3 separate regions of the Homo sapiens genome follow, and regions 2 and 3 are each linked to region 1. Evidence: chromatin contacts called from ENCODE Hi-C or POLR2A ChIA-PET data. All regions are on one chromosome and are shown on one strand. The core of a region is the stretch at or near the end of the contact, and the rest is flanking DNA. Distances in the headings are between cores, read along the strand shown. Region 1 holds the start of SIRT4 (sirtuin 4). Region 2 holds the start of KNTC1 (kinetochore associated 1). Region 3 holds the start of OGFOD2 (2-oxoglutarate and iron dependent oxygenase domain containing 2).

Region 1 (2,700 bases), core at 62-2,561:
ATTAGTCCAGGTATAATATATTTGGCTTCATATTAACTGTAAAAACATCACTTTTGGCTGGGCACAGTGGCTTACGCCTGTAATCCCAGTACTTTGGGAGGCTAGGGTGGGCAGATCACGAGGTCAGGAGATCAAGACCATCCTGGCTAACATGGTGAAACCTTGTCTCTACTAAAAATAAAAAAATTAACCGGGCGTAGTGGCATGCGCCCATAATCCCTGCTACTCAGGAGGCTGAGGCAGGAGAATTGCTTGAACCCGGGAGGCGGAGGTTGCAGTGAGCCGAAATGGCACCATTGCACTCCAGCCTGGGCAACAGAGCGAGACTCCGTCTCAAAAACAAACAAACAAACAACAACAACAACAACAACAAACTATCACTTTTTCAGATATGTATAAACACATTTCTTCACAAGTTCAAGGTATTTTACCAATAGCAAATAACTTGATACTGTCGTTGTGAATGAAAAGGATCACAAACTCTGATGTTTAGAATGAGTCAAATCTAGGCCGGGAACAGTGGCTCAGGCCTGTAATCCCAGCATTTTGGGGGGCCGAGGTTGGCGGATCACCTGAGGTCGGGAGTTCGAGACCAGCCTGGCCAACATGGTGAAACTCTGTCTCTACTAAAAATACAAAAACTTTAAAAAAAAGTCAAATCTAGATCCATGATTAATGACGTGCTCATTTCACATTGCATGTTTGTATCAAAACATCTCATGTGGGTAAAGCATAGACAGGCACAGAGAAAAGAAAAAAAGACAAAAAATAAGAGAAAAGATGGCCGGGCGCAGTGGCTCACGCCTATAATCCCAGCACTTTGGGAGGTCAAGGCGTGCGGATCACCTGAGGTTAGGAGTTCAAGACGAGCCTGGCCAACATGGCGAAACCCCCGTCTCTACTAAAAATACAAAAATAATCCCAGCTACTCGGGAGGCTGAGGCAGGAGAATCGGTTGAACCCGGGAGAGGGAGGTTGCAGTGAGCCGAGATCGTGCCACTGCACTCCAGACTGGAGTTTTTTCAAAAAAAAAAAACAACAACTCCGTCTTAAAAAAAAAAAAGAAAAAAGAAAAAAAATCTTATGTACACTATAAATATATACACCTACTAAGTGCCCACAGAAATTGAAAACAAAGAAAAAAATCCATGATTAAAAGCTTTTATATTAACGGGGGAACCTCTGACCAGAAAGAGCCGACAGGGGGCGTTCCTGGATGATCTGGGGCTGTCAATTGCGAGACGCGGAGGATTGTGGGACTTGTGGTTTTTCTCGCATCATTTAAGCTTTCTGGACTACATGTCCCAAAATGCAAATGCAATCAGACGGTCCCACTGTGGGGTGTGAAGTGTCCGTAGAGCTGTGAGAGGTAAGTGTGTTCTGTGTGTGCTGCGGATTTCTAGAAGTTGTGGATTTCTTGTGAGGGATTCTATTTCTCCTCTTTGCCCTCGGTGGGACCTGGAAGAGAGTAGTTGTTCCACTGATGCACGTTTTCAGCGGGGGTTTCCCCTGACCCTTTGGTCTCGGGAAACCGGACTGTGTGTTTGTTCAGCTGTTCACGTTTTGCTGTGGAATGTCAAGGAGAAAGCGGGGTCCTGATCTCAGATCTGGAAAGCCAAACATAAAATAATGTTTACATACGGGGTGCATGTCACTAGAGGATTTATGCATTGCATTGTGTCAAATAATATGTCAAAGTTTTTTCTTTTTCTTTTTTTTTTTTTTTTTGATACGGAGTCTTGCTTCTTCGCCCAGGCTGGAGTGCAACGGCGCGATCTCGGCTCACTGCAACCTCCGCCTCCCGGGTTCAAGCAATTCTCCTGCCTCAGCCTCCCTAGTAGCTGGGATTACGGGCACGTGCCACAATGCCCGGCTAATTTTTTTTGTATTTTTAGTAGAGTCGGGGTTTCACCATGTTGGCCAGGCATGTCTCGAACTCCTGATCTCAAGTGATCTGCCTGCGTCGGCCTCCCAAAGTGCTGGGATTTCAGACGTGAGCCACCGCACCCGGCCCTCTATTGTTACAGCTAGAAAAGCTGACGGGCAGGGGTCTTGTCTCTCTGATGTGTCCAAGTAGCAGAGCTTGCAGTGGAGGGTAAACTAAAATAAGGGGGAAATGAAAAAATAAAAGGAATGCGTGTGTGTGCTTAATTACATGAACAAAATCAAACAAAACCTGACTCATTAGGGCCAGACTCAGAGGCTCACACCTGTAATTCCAGCACGTTGGGAGGCCGAGGCGGGCAGATCACTAGAGCTCAGGAGTTCGAGACTAGCCTGGCCAACATGGTGAAACCCTGCCTCTACTAAAAATACAATAATTAGCCGGGCATGGTGGCCATGTAGTCCCAGCTATTCTGGAGGCTGAGGCAGGAGAATCACTTGAACCCGGGAGGCGGCGGTTACAGTGAGCCAAGATCATGCCACTGTACTCTAGCCTGGGCAACAGAGGGAGACTCTGTCTCAAAAAACAAAACGAAAACAAACAAACAAAAAATGAGAAAAAAAAAAAACCACCCCAGTTTCTCACATGAGGCTTCTTTTTCTCTAGAATGAAGATGAGCTTTGCGTTGACTTTCAGGTCAGCAAAAGGCCGTTGGATCGCAAACCCCAGCCAGCCGTGCTCGAAAGCCTCCATTGGGTTATTTGTGCCAGCAAGTCCTCCTCTGGACCCTGAGAAGGTCAAAGAGTTACAGCGCT
Region 2 (2,700 bases), core at 150-2,649, 2.2 Mb after region 1:
CTCGCTCTGTCACCCAGGCTGGAGTGCAGTGGCGGGATCTCGGTTCACTGCAAGCTCCGCCTCCCGGGTTCACGCCATTCTCCTGCCTCAGCCTCCCAAGTAGCTGGGACTACAGGCGTCCGCCACTACGCCCGGCTAATTTTTTTGTATTTTTAGTAGAGACAGGGTTTCACCGTTTTAGCCGGGATGGTCTCGATCTCCTGACCTCGTGATCCGCCCGCCTCGGCCTCCCAAAGTGCTGGGATTACAGGCGTGAGCCACCGCGCCCGGCCAACGAAGGGTTTAAATTTAAAGGAACAAGGTCAGTGACAAGACTTAACTGTAACGCTTCTCGGACTTCAAATTGATTACATCACGGGCCACTTCGGAAACCGCGCATCAGTCAGAATTGGTAGTTCCACAACCTTTTAAGTTGAATTTTCACTCCCTTTCAGCAATACCTTCCTAGCTCGTTAATACACAATAATAAGGTTTACACGGACGAACACTAATTGAAATTATGCAACTAGAAGCATCTCATTGAGCGTACAAAAAAAAAAATAGCTACAAGTCGCTCTCTTCTCCCACACTACCCTTTACAGACACTGCCTTTTTGACCCAATACTTTTCAGAGACCACTCCTGATCGTCTTTCTCTTCCCCAGCCCCTTTCTCCACCGCAAATTCTCAGGCCCTAAAAAAAACTTAGAATAAATCACTAGCCAGGGTGAATAAGCGAAAATGGAGGAAGTTCAGTGAGGCGAAAGGAACGTAGGGTTGGGGAAGAGAGGAGGAAAGTTCTGGAAAAAAAAAGGCACTCCCTGCGGCTCCCCACCCCCACCAACACCGCCTTACTTCCCCCTCCCTACAGCAGGCAGCCATGATGGCGGGCGCAGAAGAAGGCCGCGGCGCCATTTTGTCTACACACATACACACGAACAAGGTTCTGGGAGCCGTTCACCCACTGTTGGAACGTAGCAGAAAAATATCCCTGGCTTTAAACTCAGATTCGGTACCTACCGCCATAGTTCAGAGTCCCGGCCGCTAGAGCGGCGCCTCCACTTGTCGCTTTCAACAGTACCGGCCGCTCCGAAGCTTCGCCTCAGACTAAATCGCTCGCGCGAGAGACCCGGATGGCACAAAGGCGAGGAGGCCCGGCGCGTCGCACAGCTTGCTGGGAGAAAAAGGGGCGGTAACAAAAGTTTCTATAACAACGCAATTCGAGGCGGTGATTGGGTGTTCTTTCATAGGGGAGTGTAAAGACCGTGAAGAGGGCGGGGCCAAGAATACACCCCCGGAATGCGCAGTCGGGAGAACGGAATGGGCGGAACTCAGGGTGGGGCAACTTCCTATTTCGAGTCTAAAGTAATCTTGGTCTCTTCCGGCCGCCGTAAAGGGGTTGGGTTTAGTGTTCTCCCGCCAATTTAAGCCTGTGGCATGGAACCTAAAGACTAGAGGCGGTTGTGTGAGTCAGGAAGAGGGGCCAGATATCTGAGTGTTCCTCTTTAGTTTCTTCAATTGCAGGTGAGGACGGGGAGCTGCGCTGTGTAGGGAACTGGGGGTGGGTTCAGGACGAAGTAGCTGCAGCCTCTGCTCAGTTCCTGTTGTTTTCCCCTTGACGCTGGCAGGAGAGAGGTTGGAGTCGGTTTTTGCTGGCGGCGATGTCCAGCGGAGAGCGTTTAAGTATGGAGGCCTAACTGACAAGTGTTTCATCTTGCTCATTCTCTCGTATTCGCGAATCTGTTCTGCATTCCGCCGCCAGAGTGATCTCAAAATTATAAAATCAGACCACTCGTTTGCTGAGTTCCCCTTCTACCCCTTGTACTGAGAATAAAATTCAATCTTGAGGTCGAGGTTTTATTGGACTCCACTGCTCTCTCCCTCACTGTCTTCTGCTTTTGCTTTGACCCGGCAGCAGCATCAAACGCTTCCTACCCAGCCTCCGAGTCTTTGCACTCTGTTCCCTCTGCCTACGTCGCGTTCCGCCTAAGTTTTGCGTACTTCTTGTTATTCAGGTCTCAGCTCAGATGTCACCTCCTTCCCTTCCCAAACAAATCCTTCTTCAGCGACGCCTCACCTTATCCATTTAATCACTGTTTCCTTCAAATCATTTAGCACTTTTTGTAATTATTTGTGCAGTTGCTTTTTTGTGGAGGTAGCATAACAAGATACGTATTAACAATTTTATTTTTGTCCGTTTTTCCCGCAAAAACATAAACTTCATAATGGCAAAGACATTTTGTGTTCTGTTCAAGCTATATTCCCAGTTCCTAGAAAGGTGTCTGGCACATAGTAAATAGGTATTCAATAAACATTTGTTGAATAAGTAAATATGGCAGTTACGGGCGGTTTCTCTATTTCACAGATGTGGGAAATTGAGACCCATAAAGGTATTCATTCCAACCTGTCCCTCCTTCTTCATCTCCTCACTCCCACCCAAACACCAGCCACTGAAACTTCTCTATTCTCCAAACATGTTTTGTTTCTGTTCCCTTGCTTATGCTCTTAGGAAGAACTCTTTAAACATTTATAAAACTATGATCTTCAATTCTCAGCCCAATAACAAATTAGCTAACACCTAAAATTGAATGTTTGCCATCAACCAAGCATTGTTCTGTGAACATTTAAAACTCAAAACATTTGGAGGCTGAAGCAGAAGGATTGCTTGAGCCCAGGAGATCAAGGCCAGCCAGGGCAAAATAGTGAGACCCTCGTCTCTCAA
Region 3 (2,700 bases), core at 8-2,507, 2.7 Mb after region 1:
GTGAGCGGAGATCGCGCCACTGCACTCCAGCCTGGGTGAAACTCTATCTCAAAAAGTAAATAAACAAATAAATAAACTGATAGGTACAACACACTCATCTTGCAAACTGCTGCAAACGGAGAGGGGGTGAGGGTGGGGTGGGGTGCTGCATGTGCCAGGCCTGCCTGGTGGGTGGCTGGGGAGCCGACCTGCCCTGGGCCTCCTGGGGAAAAAGGGCAGTTAGGCGGGTAATGAACATTGATCTGGGGAAATGGATCCTTTCCTAGATAGCAGGGCCTCTCACTATCACTGGGCAATCAAGACGACTGTAAAACGTTAAACACCTTCTCGGGCCGGGCAGCTCTGCACGAGAAAACCCCAAATCCCACATACTTCCACCACTCCCAGAAGCCCTGTGGTGGTTAACTGGGGAACTCTGTAGGGTTCAAACGCCATATTTGCCCCTTACTGGATGTGTGACCTGCGGCGGGTCCCTGTGCCTCTCTGGGTCTCAGTTTCCTCATCTGTAAGACGGTGATATAATAGTACCTAGCTCAAAGGTTTAATGCTGGTAGATTCCTGAGCAAAGGTCCGGGGAGAGAAGAGGCTCGGTCTGCAAGAGTTGTCATTTGTTGGCTGCGGTGAGACCACGCCCCGTCGCCCTCCCACACCTGACCCCGCCCTCCCGCGTCCATTGGGAACGCCACCGGAAGTAATGCGAGACGGAGCGTTTTGGTGGAGACACTCACTGGGGCAATCTGAGGTAATCCAACAGACTGTGGCGGAGGGACCGGAAGCGCCAGGCAGGGACCCGGGGTAGATGCTAAATCCAAACTGAAACGTACAGGGCTGGATGATTGAAGCACCAGCGGGAACTAGTCGGACCTCCGAGCTCTTTAAACTGTCCTCAGCTCGGCTGGTTCTCCACGAGCTCCGGGCAGACGGCGGGGGGTGGGTCGGCGTTTAAGTCAAAGGCCTTGGGGCTCCGAGTCCCTTCCTCTCCCCGTCCTGTGAAGGCACGACCCAGTTCAGCTGTCTGTAAAGTGGAGCCATTAGTCCCTGCCTCGTAGTGGGAAAACTGGGAGGCGGAACGAGGAGGCCGCCGGTCCCAACCCGGCCCAGGAGCATCTTTCTCCGCAGACCGTTTCCTGGCGAGGTGCGTCTTCGTCCTTTTCCGCCCTTGGGAACTTAGAGCGGCCCCTTGGCCGCTGGTTCCGCGCCTCCCGCGGTTGGGGGCGTGCCCGAAGTCTCTCTACGGAAGCTGGTAGGGCTGTGGGTGCTTCACTATGGCGACGGTGGGGGCTCCGCGGCACTTCTGCCGCTGCGCCTGCTTCTGCACCGATAACTTGTACGTGGCGCGCTATGGGCTGCACGTGCGCTTCCGAGGCGAGCAGCAGCTGCGCCGGGACTACGGCCCGGTGAGTGGCCGCTGTCGTCCCTACGGAGCAGTGGGCAGAGAGGGGTAGTGGAGGAGGGAAGTTCGTCCCCAGGGTCGTTTGCTTTGCGCACGCCGCGCACCGTATCTTCAAATACAAGAATGACGGCCTCTCTCTGCCTCGGTTTTCTCACCGTAAAGGGGTAATAGTATCTCCCTGTGAGATTGTGAGGAAGGAATGAACAAGCATGTAGGGTGCTTAGGACAGGGCCGGGCTCAGCTTGCCGCCTCACAGCAACACCAGCCCGGAGCCCTGTCCTGAGCTTGACAGGGTTCCGCAGTTCATTCTCTCCATGATCCTTTGAGGTCGGGGCTCCTCTCCCCATTTTAAGCAGGGGAAACTGAGGCTTAGAGAGTGAAGGGATTTCCTCAGGTCATACAGTCATGCTCAGTGTTCTTTCTGCTCCCAGATCCTGCGCAGCCGAGGCTGTGTTAGCGCCAAGGACTTCCAGCAGCTGTTAGCAGAGGTACCAGTCCCCTGCCCCTGCACAGCTCCTCCTCGTTAGATTTGTGTCCGCAGCTTGAGGACACAGCTTGAGCCTAGCCTCAGTCCCTGATCCCTGAAGGGTCACTTAGGCCCTCACTTTCCTCCTTCCTGCCCCCCACTCATCCCTCCACACCTGAGTCTTGGCACCAGGAGAGAGAAGGGGAAATGCTAAGTTGCTAAGTTGCCTAGTCATGCCGTTCTTAACAGCTCTGTGAGATAAGCACAAGCACCACTCTCATTTTGGATTGAGAAGCTGAGGCTTAAAGAGGGATCCCTTGCCCAAGCTTTTACAGCAGGAGCAGATGTGATCCCAGCCACAGCTTCCAGGCCCCTGGGCTCCTCACACCTTACCATATACCCCGCAGGCTGCTGCCAGGGCTGCTGCCCCACTCCCTCCTCCTCCTTCCCCTGGAGTCAGTGGTGGGAAGCTTCCCAGGAGAGTCCTCAGCAACCTCTGGAACACAGGACTTGGCCATGACTGTCTCCTGTCCCTGTGTGGGCCCAGATGGTTGAGGTACATCTAGGGGTTCTCATCCCAGCTAGGCTCAGGTTGGGGCAGCCTGAAACAGGATGGGTCCCCTTCTAGAAGTCCCTTTCAGCTAACAGTCTGGAACTTGCAGTTGACCCAGATAGATTCAGGAGTGTAGGCTAGACTTGGCTTCCAGCCTGGGCCCTGTCTGGCGTTCTGGGCTTCAGTTTCTTCATCTGTACAGTGGCCTCAGGAGGATGGGAGGCCCCACCTGGTAACAACCCTGTGCCACCCCAGCTTGAGCAGGAGGTGGAGCGGCGGCAGCGGCTG

Evidence for each region. A loop is a pair of places that touch in the nucleus more often than their neighbours do. ChIA-PET counts read pairs that join two places held with the same protein, here RNA polymerase II (POLR2A). Pooled maps may share reads with other maps.
Region 2: a loop to region 1 is called in a pooled map, with 6 times the contacts of the local background. The contact joins the promoter of KNTC1 here to the promoter of SIRT4 in region 1. A Hi-C loop is called at or near these places in 8 of 50 pooled maps. POLR2A ChIA-PET finds 5 or more read pairs at or near these places in 3 of 52 experiments (CD4-positive, alpha-beta T cell, CD4-positive, alpha-beta memory T cell and GM10248).
Region 3: a pooled map shows a loop between it and region 1 (8-fold over the local background). The contact joins the promoter of OGFOD2 here to the promoter of SIRT4 in region 1. A Hi-C loop is called at or near these places in 8 of 50 pooled maps. POLR2A ChIA-PET finds 5 or more read pairs at or near these places in 2 of 52 experiments (CD4-positive, alpha-beta T cell and K562).

Annotation. Positions count from the first base shown.
Region 1 is chr12:120,301,010-120,303,709 of GRCh38, forward strand. SIRT4 (sirtuin 4) reads left to right here and starts at 1,312. Exons shown (of 4, transcript NM_012240.3): 1 at 1,312-1,369; 2 at 2,552-2,700. The coding sequence starts at 2,553.
Region 2 is chr12:122,525,850-122,528,549 of GRCh38, forward strand. KNTC1 (kinetochore associated 1) reads left to right here and starts at 1,400. Exons shown (of 64, transcript NM_014708.6): 1 at 1,400-1,502. RSRC2 (arginine and serine rich coiled-coil 2) reads right to left here and starts at 1,087. Exons shown (of 10, transcript NM_023012.6): 1 at 999-1,087. The coding sequence starts at 1,004. RefSeq lists an enhancer at 767-1,226.
Region 3 is chr12:122,973,987-122,976,686 of GRCh38, forward strand. It overlaps OGFOD2 (2-oxoglutarate and iron dependent oxygenase domain containing 2), which reads left to right and starts at 1,258. Exons shown (of 7, transcript NM_001304833.2): 1 at 1,258-1,397; 2 at 1,825-1,881; 3 at 2,668-2,700. The coding sequence starts at 1,266. It also overlaps a transcript of ABCB9 not described here. RefSeq lists an enhancer at 703-1,162.